2 separate regions of the Homo sapiens genome follow, and region 1 is linked to region 2. Evidence: chromatin contacts called from ENCODE POLR2A ChIA-PET data. All regions are on one chromosome and are shown on one strand. The core of a region is the stretch at or near the end of the contact, and the rest is flanking DNA. Distances in the headings are between cores, read along the strand shown.

Region 1 (4,641 bases), core at 1,775-4,274, about 15 Mb before region 2:
TTTATGAACATGTCAAAATCTGCACAATGAATAGTATATTCATTTATAATGATAAAAACACTTTACATATTTTTGCTGGCAGTAGGAATAAGAACACAAGTTAAAATCCAAATGTAATCTTAATTTTATTCCCTTTATTATCTCTTTAGTAAAAAGTTAGGTCAGTTGTTTCCGTTTATTTATGTCCCTACCAAAGTAGAAACAAAGTCCAATCTTGGGAGGATGTAGCTTGAATAACTGGTTTAGAAATGTACTTATTAGGGGTACTTATTAGGGATTAGTGGATAAGTGCTTAAATGGTTGTGGATAACAGTGCATATAGGACTCTCAAGTATTTCTATAACAGACACTTGTGCGTTCTACTCTATATTTGACATTTAGACAAAAAAATCAAATGAGTTCCTTAGACTATCACTTTTTCATAATAAAATTTAAATTATGAAGGCCCGTCCAATTCTAAAATGATGTGAACTTCAGGCAGGCTGATGGCACAGCAGGCAGTGTGGTAGCATGTGTATGTGAGTGTTTATGTGTGTGTTGGAGGTGGGGAGAGGGTTACAGTTGGAGCTGAGAAAGGAGTTAGGTTCTCACATAAACTCCAGGAATACAGCCTTGGGCCAGATGGAGGCAAACAGTATTTTCCTGCCTAATTGGTGGGAGTCGATGGCCCAGAAATAGGGTCTAGAAGGGAAACGGAGCTGCAGAGGTTAACACCTGGAGGGGTAGACCAACTATCGCAACTAAACTGGTTACCATTTGAGTGCACACTATATACCAGACACCGTTAGACACTGTGCAGACGTTCTCTCAAAACTTTTCACAACCATGACAGGTTGTAAGACAGGCTGTGGGTCTTCAGGGGTCGCGGGCATCCCCTAGACACAGCCGCAGGGCCTGCATGGAGTTCGCTCCTACCGGCGACCAAAAGCGCTCGCTCCGGCTCCAGCATCTGCTCACCCCCACGCACCCTCCCATAAAGGGTGGAGCGCAGCAGGCCTGGGTGACTGGAGTTCGTGGCTTCCAGCACTCCAGTTCCCGCCTCATTCACTCGCGCCCCCCCTCCCGCGAGGAGTTGAGAGCCGTGGGCTAAGTAAGTGAGGCACCGCAGCCGCAAGACCCACGAAGGGGTCAGAGGAATATCCTGCTTCAACTGCACTCCAGCCTGGGTGGCAGAGCAAGACCCTGTCTCTATAACACAAACAGAGAAATACCAAATGTGGCCGGGCGCGGTGATTCACGCCTGTACTCCCAGCACTTTGGGAGGCCGAGGCAGACGGATCACTTGAGGTCAAGAGTTCGAGACCTGCCTGGCCAACATGGTGAAACCTGGTCTCTACTAAAAGTACAAAAATTAGCCGGTTGTGGTGGCGGGCGCGTGTAGTCCCAGCTACTTGGGAAGCTGAGGTGGGTGGATCTCTTGAGCCCGGGAGGTGGGGGTTGCAGTGAGCTGAGATCGGGCCACACTGCACTCCAGCCTGGGCGACAGAGCGAGACTCTGTTTCTAAAAAAAAAAAGAAAAAAGAAAAAATACAAAATGAAATGTGAAATTTCAATGATTCTGCATTAGGAGTTAAATGTTCCTTCCCTTTAATAGCACTTTTCCCCTTCTTTTTGAACAAGGGACGCTGCATTTTCATTTTGCATTGAGCCTCACAAATTACACAGCTAGGCTTGCTGCTGAATACGGCAGTGAGGGACATGCCATACCAGTCCTGGAGCTTCGTCATTGCCCAGACCCTGTGGATCAAATGCAGTGGGCTGCCTAAAGGATCGGACTTTTTATCCCCGGAATTGTCCAAACTATGGAGCAAAGCAGGTAAAGAGACCAGATTACTTTTAAGGCCCGTTCAATCCTAAAATGTGAACTATAAAATAAGACTAGACAGCTTTACTGATTTTTGTGGTTTATCATATGAAAACAGAATTTTGAAAGCGGAAAAATCAAACCAGTTCATTCCTTTTTAAAATTACTTTGGGAGGCCGAGGCGGGAGGATCACCTGAGGTCGGGAGTTTGAGACCAGCCTGACCAACATGGAGAAACCCCCGCCTCTACTAAAAATGCAAAAATTAGCTGGGCATGGTGGCGCACGCCTGTAATCTCAGCTACTGGGGAGACTGAGGCAGGAGAATCGCTTGAACCCGGGAAGCAGATGTTGCGGTGAGCCAAGATCGCACCGTTGCACTCCAGCCTGGGCAACAAGAGCGAAACTCGGTCTCAAAAAAAAAAAAATTACTTTGGGAGAAAAAAACCCCACCAAAACTAAACTAGTTTACACTGTTTAATCTTAACTCAGGAACCGGTCAAGGAACTAATGGTGTGGGGCAGGGGGGATGTAGGAGGAAACTTAGGAAAAACAAATCCTCCACAGGTCTCACTTGTGACATGTTAGCCAACTCCTGGGAGGCAGAAAGGGTGAGCTTACGAAACAGGTGCAAAAGTGGGGAGGAGACCTGGGCGTGCTATGGAATAACACTGGCGTCCAGCACAAAGGTTACACACTTCGAGTCATGGTCAAAGAATGAGCCTTCTCCAATATTTTAACACACAAGGGTTTCTGAAGGCAGAAATAGACAAAGGATTACAAAACACTCAGGCACACATCCCACCCGTCACCCTCGCCACACACCCGGGACCAGATTTAGAAAGCCAGGCGACAGCTCAGCAAACGCGAGACCACCGGAAACGAACCGGGCTGAGAGGCTGTTTCCTCACAGTTCTCATCCACTCACAAGTGACCGCACGTTTTGTTTTTGTTATTTGCCGAAATGTTCTTGGCTATTCCACTCACCTAAACGGTCACGGTAGCAAAACACCCAGAGTCCGGATCTTCGCCTAGGCCAACCCCGCCTCCTCAGAATACGCGAGCTAGAGCTCCGCCCACGTTAGTCAGTCCTCCCTGCGCGGCGAGAAAAATGGCGCCCCCACGTCGCGTCTCCTCCCACCGCTCGCCTTCTTCCCGGAAGCTAAGTTGTATCGCGAGATTTCGGCCTGACTATTACTTGGGCCACGGAAATAGCCAACCCTTTTCTTCCGCACGGTTGGAGGAGGTCGGCTGGTTATCGGGAGTTGGAGGGCTGAGGTCGGGAGGGTGGTGTGTACAGAGCTCTAGGACACCAGGCCAGTCGCGGGTTTTGGGCCGAGGCCTGGGTTACAAGCAGCAAGTGCGCGGTTGGGGCCACTGCGAGGCCGTTTTAGGTAGGTTGCTAAGAGGGCGAGGCCGTCCGGGCCTGGCGGGCGGGGGAGGCGTTGCATATCTGGGGTTTCCCGGGGCCCCTTCGTTGGTCCGGAGGATCGAGACTCCGAAGTCGGTCCGAGAGGGTGAAGGGATCACGGCCGCAGGCCACTCCGCGCCACGCGGCTGGTATGAGTCCCACACAAACGTGGTTGTAGTGTGGACGGGCTTCATTATATCTTGAGATGGAGGTGTTAAATCGTGTTGCGGACAAGTTTAACCTTATTACGTGATTTAAATGATTTAACCTTCGTATGTGAGGTACCCATTACTCGCGCCGGTTTTCTGCAGGTTAGGCGCTGCCGGGTGAGAGGCGCTGGTGGTCACAGCGTTAGCTCCGGGTAAAGCGCCGCTCTCTGCCCACGTGGCCTCTAAGAATTGCAGAATCCCCACGGAGGCATCGACACCCAAGTAGGAGTGTCTTCTAAACACTTCGAAAAAGTGATTATTGAGCTAGCTTTATTTTGATAATCCCTACTTTTAAAAAAAATTAACTACAGGTATACCGTTAAAGCATGGGGGCAAATTTTTGTTGAATTCCGTTTTTGAGCATTCGATATTTAATGACTTTGTAGAATCTTGTACTTAAAAAAACTAGTAAGACCTTGTACCAGGAAAATACCACAGGGGGCATTTAACAAATCTGAGCTCTTGGTGACCTTATCGTTTCATATTTTAAATATTTTGCTAGTTCATCCTAGGATTTATATGTAATGACTCATGTCAGGTCCCAAGAAGCTACAGAATGAGACAAGAGATTGACTAAGGCATGTACAATAATGAAATAAGTAGTTATCTTTAATTTTTGTTGCCATGCCTTTTTTTTTTTTTTTTTTTTTTTTTTTTTTTTTCCTGAGACAGGGTCTTGCTCTGTCGTCCAGGCTGGAGTGCAGTGGTGCAATCTCGGCTAACAGCAACCTCCACCGCGGCTTAAGCGATCCTCCCGAGTGGCTGGGAGCAAAGGCACGGGCCAACACACCTAGCCAGTATTTTAAGAATTTTTTGTAGAGACAAGGGTCTCCTTGTGTTGCTGAGGCTCACTACATACAAGCTCCACCTCCCAGGCTCAGGTATTCCACCTACCCCAGCCTCCTGACCACAGGCGCGCGCCACTATTCTGGCTAATTTCCGTATTTTTTGTAGAGACGGAGTTTCACCACGTTGCCCAGGTTGGTCTTGAGCTCCTGGGCTCAAGCGATCCGCCCGCCTCGACCTCCCAAAGTGCTGTGTTACACAGGCCTGAGCCACCCAGACCAACCTGTTTTTCTTTTTTCTTTTAGCTCACAAGAAGGAATCTTTTTCTTTTTTTTTTTTTTTTTTTTTGGTATGTTGTATACTCTCTACCATGGGGATGAAGACACAAGAATTATGATAGTTCATTGAAAAAGGTTGAGAATTCAGAACTTG
Region 2 (4,974 bases), core at 2,441-4,940:
TCTACACCATAATAGCTTTTAGTGCTCAGTTTCTGAGTTAAAAGGTGATAAGAGGGTTAGTTTTTCACTTGAGCAACCCATTTCCAATGAGGAAAGAAATCAGATTATGTTTTCCTAAGATTTCCAAATGCCACCTGAAAATAAGAACCCCAGCAACCAAAGTAGAAGTATATTCTAAAACTTAGAAAGGTTTTTTCCATTATTCTCATTCTTATTTCAAATTTTGAGATAGGTTGAGAAAAATAGTTGCTTTCCATCTGGCTGTCCTTTTGCCTGGGGAAAGTTGTGCTGTCATGTTTTTAGGTCTGACAAGAACTTAATTGTGTGAGTGATCCATTCCAGATCTAGACATAACTCTCCAACCCAGAGACTCTTCAACTGTCACAGAATAGCAAAAGAACTATTTGACCTTTTGTTCTTGTCAGACTGGATCTGCCAGAAGCCTCCCTCTACAATGTTATATATTCATATTCTCTATAAATTGAATGTAGACATTGAAGCATGACTGAACAGGCATTGAAGATGTACTTGGTGAGGTGGATTAACTCTACCCATCTTTAAATCCGTTGCTTCAGATAATTATAGATGAGAGATGCTTATTTGGATTGGATTGCTATTTATTCTTATGTTTATTTTACTAAGTGGTGAGGCAAGAACACAAAAATGTACAGTTGAAAGACAGATTGGCCTGGGTTGATTGATAAGTAATGTGTGGGGTGTTTTGGCTTCTGATCAATATTTGTATTCAGTCTGCAATCTATGTATAATTAAAAAAACAGGTGAGAGTAACATCTGATTATAATTTCTCCCCAGTTAATCTTCAGAATTAAAAGATAGTAAAAGCGTTAAGAAAAGGGCAGAAAGCGGGCCGGGCACGGTGGCTCATACCTGTAACCCCAGCACTTTGGGAGGCCAAGACAGGCGGATCACCTGAGGTCAGGAGTTCGAGACCAGCCTGACTAACATGATGAAACCCATCTCTACTAAAAATACAAAAATTAGCTAGCTGTGGTGGTAGGCTCCTGTAATCCCAGCTCCTTGGGAGGCTGAGGCAGGAGAATTGCTGGAACTTGGGAGGCGGAGGTTTCAGTGAGCCGAGATGGTGCCATTGCACTCCAGCGGGGGGCAGCAGAGCAAGACTCCATCTCAAAAAAAAAAAAAAAGAAAAAGAAAAGGGCCCAAAGCAACCTTAATCACTGTATTGAAATGATTTAGTATGGCTTTTGTAAGAAAGTATTTTAAGTCATGGTCAGCATCCCTCCCTGAACTTGGACATTCTACTGTTGCCAGGAGCCCTAGATTGGCCTGTGATCAACTAAGGCTCCAGTTAGCTGTTGTGCAGTTTGGACCCAGCATTACCATAAATGGAGTCCAGCGAATTTCTAGCCATTATCAGCACACTGGATAGTTTCTGGGGGACCTTTATAAAGAAGACACCAGGAGTTTAGGTGGTTTTTAAACTGTCATTCAGGCAGCTGGTCATTGAATTAACATAGCTCATGACTTTTCAAAAATTTTCTGCTATACCTTTACTGTTCATAATTGTTACTAATAACATGACTATTATTTAGGCATTGCTTTACAGTTCACAAACATGTTTCATGTATCTTATTTTCTTAGTTATCAAGACAATACATTGTGGACTTTGTTCCTTTGTATCTTACTGGTCATGAAATTTATTTGGTTTATTTGTTATAAAAATTCAAAGTTCCTTTTGGGAGGCCAAGGCCGGCAGATCACAAGGTCAGGAGATTGAGACCATCCTGGCTAACACGGTGAAACCCTGTCTCTACAAAAAAAAAAAAAAAAAAAAAAAAAAAAAAATTAGCCGGGTGTGGTGGCAGGCGCCTGTAGTCCCAGCTTACTCAGGAGGCTGAGGCAGGAGAATGGCATGAACCCGGGAGGCGGAACTTGCAGTCAGCCGAGATCACACCACTGCACTCCAGCCTAGGCAAAAGAGCGAGACTCTGTCTCAAAAAAAAAAAAAAAAAAAATCGAAAGTTCCTAATACTGAGAGAAAGACTGCAAATAAAATTCACTGCCCTCAGCTTCCAGAGAAACCAAAAAACATAAAACCTAATAACCAAAGAATCTTGCATCTTAAGCCCCAGAGTTTACTGAATGTGTCGCAAAATACTCACCTTGACCTTGTTCTACCCAGGGTGAAGGGACAGGAGAATGTGAAGGAAGATGATGTTTGATCTCAAATACATTGGAGTAAAGAGAAACACTAAAAATGGGGTAAAGGATCCTAGACCCAGCAATGTACTTAAGCTCATTGTGCCTCAATTTGTTATCAGTTTATACTCACATTTGCCACCTTCCTTTTAGGATCATCTTTGAATTGTGGATAGAAAGATACATGAAAGAAACTTTGATAGGAATTATTAATATCTTCCTCGAAGTCACAGACCTTTGATTTTTCAAGGTAATAATCTGAAAATAGATACATGGTGAGCCTGTGTAACAAAGGTTTTTTTTCTGCAACAGGTGCCCATGTACACAGCTGGAACTGTATTTTGCCGAACCTGAGCCATCTACAACTGTGATTCTTTGATTCATAACTTTCTCTACACACTAGCTCAATAAGAATTGCTGGTTTGCCATTTTCCTAGGAACCTAGTTTTGAAAAATCTTGGAAAGAAGATAATTCTTCCCGTTTATGATATATGAACTACTCCCCTCTGTATTTCTCCTGATTCCTAGTAATTTACCTATTGTAGCTTCACTGAATAGGAACTCACTATCTTAATAGAGATCTTTTATTTATTTATTTATTTATTTATTTATTTAGAGACAGGGTCTTACTCTCTCACTCAGGCTAGAGTGCAGTGACGTGATCACAGCTCACTGCAGCCTCAGCCTCCCAGGCTCAAGTGATCCTTCTGCCTCAGCCTCCCACGTAGCTGGGACCACAGGCACAAGCCACCACACCCAGCTAATTTTTGTATTTTTTGTAGAGACAGGGTTTTGCCATGTTGCCCAGGCTGGTCTTGAACTCCTGGGCTCAAGCAGTCCTCCCACTTTGGCCTCTGAAAGGGCAGGGATTACAGGCATGAGCCACTGTGCCTAGCCTTATTTTTTGGAAACGGTCTTGCTTTGTCGCTCAGGCTTAAGTGCAGTGATGTGTACATGGCTCAATGCAGCCTCGACCTCCTGGGCCCAAGCAATCCTCAGCCTCCCATGTAGCTGGGATCACAGGTATGTGCCACCACATCTAGCTAATTTTTTATAGAGACAGGGTCTCACTTTGTTGCCCAGGCTGGTCTTAAACTCATGGGCTCAAGTAGTCCGCTTCCCTCAGCCTCCCAAAGTGCTGGGATTACAAGTTTGAGCCACCACACCCAGCCAAGAAGTTTTTCTCTCCTCAGAGAGCTCTGGTTGTTAGAAACTTCTACCTGAGAATAAGGAAACCTGTCTCTCTGTATCATGCAAATGGAATAAAATAGAAACACAACTCCTCCTGTTTTCCAGTATAGAACCTCTAACTGCTCAGGTGGACTGTCTGTCCTTCCCTGAAGTGCTGCACCCCTCTGTTATTCATCAGGTCGTGTGTCCTTATAATGGGCATTTCTATTGGTACATAAAAGCTTCCCTCTCCTGTTCACTCAGCTGCTACCCAAGTTTCCTGTGATACCAATCTTAGAAGAGCTTTCAAGTCTCCACTGCCTCCTTCCTATCTGCCTTACAGCCTGTGGTGGTTGCCGAAGAACTTTAATTACAGTGTCAGAGTGTTCAGGGACAGTCCCAACTCCCTTCATGTGAGGATTGCAGAAATGGGCTTGGATCGTATACAGACAGCGTTATGAGGCATTGCTGAAGAACAGTAAGTTCTTACACAGAAGTTGTCAACTAATATATGCATTTTCTTTGCCATACCCCAAGAGGCAGGAGCTGATTCCTATATAGTTAGGATATAGCTGACCAATGTTCTCTTTAAATGTAATTTCCATCTGCCACATTTTAAATTACAGGTTTTTGCATCAGGAAACTGTTGGGTCCAATTATTTGGTGCCTTGGAAAGGGCATTAAATGCATAGTGAGAAGATCCTGGTTTAATCTGACATTCCACTTACTAGGTGTAGAAGCTTGAGCAAGTTAATTAATCTTTGAGTCTGTATACCCAGCTGCAAAATGAGGATAATGCTTATCTTACAGAGTGTTGTGAAAGCAATGAAGATTGTGTGAAAGGGTTTCATAAACTGACAAGCACTGCACAAATGTAAGGTCCCCTAAGGAAAACCTTTTCAAAACTCAAAATCTATATGAACAGAGATACTTATTCATGTTGGGTGGAATGTTTTACAGCCATTAAAAATTGTAAGAGAAAATATATTGAAAAATACAATCTAAAATGGTGAGTTTGCAATTACAACAGTGTAAAACCTGTGTACATAGACTAGAATATGGAAAAAATGGATTACAGGGTAGTGGAATTGAGTGACTTTTGCTTTAAAGACTCTTAGGTATATTAGGTGTATTCAGTTTAGTTCAATAAACTTTTATTGAGCTCTCACTCTCCCAATCCCCGTGCTAGATTCTATGAGTGCTGAGACAAATAGGACATACTCCCTGCTCTCAGAGACTCCCATTCTGTACAGTCTTGTCAAAGTTTACTGTGTATGTGAATCACTGCGGAGCGTATTAAAAATTCACATTATCTTACTCCCACCAGAAGATCTGATTCAGTAGGTCTGTGATGGAACTAGCTCACAATTTACATTGTTTTAAACAGTCACCCTGAGTAATTCTAGTGTAAGTATTTTAATTCTGTACTGAGAAACCTGCAGTGAGATTTTAATATTTTTACACTAAACGGTAAGTAATAATTATACAAATCTGCTCATTGAAGAAGTTACCTGTTTTCTCTGCATGCTTGAGCTGGTTTTTATGTGTCTCTATCAAGGATGGGAAGGCCAGCCTGCAGTGATACCCCTTGGAACCCTTGCAGTGTAGAAACTACCACACCTCTCA

What was found. ChIA-PET counts read pairs that join two places held with the same protein, here RNA polymerase II (POLR2A).
Region 1: POLR2A ChIA-PET joins it to region 2 with 16 read pairs in B cell. The contact joins the promoter of TAF1D here to the promoter of LINC02728 in region 2. POLR2A ChIA-PET finds 5 or more read pairs at or near these places in 2 of 52 experiments (B cell and OCI-LY7).

Annotation. Positions count from the first base shown.
Region 1 is chr11:93,739,878-93,744,518 of GRCh38, reverse strand. TAF1D (TATA-box binding protein associated factor, RNA polymerase I subunit D) reads left to right here and starts at 3,024. Exons shown (of 6, transcript NM_024116.4): 1 at 3,024-3,197. It overlaps C11orf54 (chromosome 11 open reading frame 54), which reads right to left and starts at 2,847. Exons shown (of 9, transcript NM_001286069.2): 1 at 2,791-2,847. RefSeq lists enhancers at 1,095-1,634, 2,155-2,274, 2,041-2,726, 2,855-3,364.
Region 2 is chr11:78,428,552-78,433,525 of GRCh38, reverse strand. It overlaps LINC02728 (long intergenic non-protein coding RNA 2728), which reads left to right and starts at 3,690. Exons shown (of 4, transcript NR_120564.1): 1 at 3,690-3,826.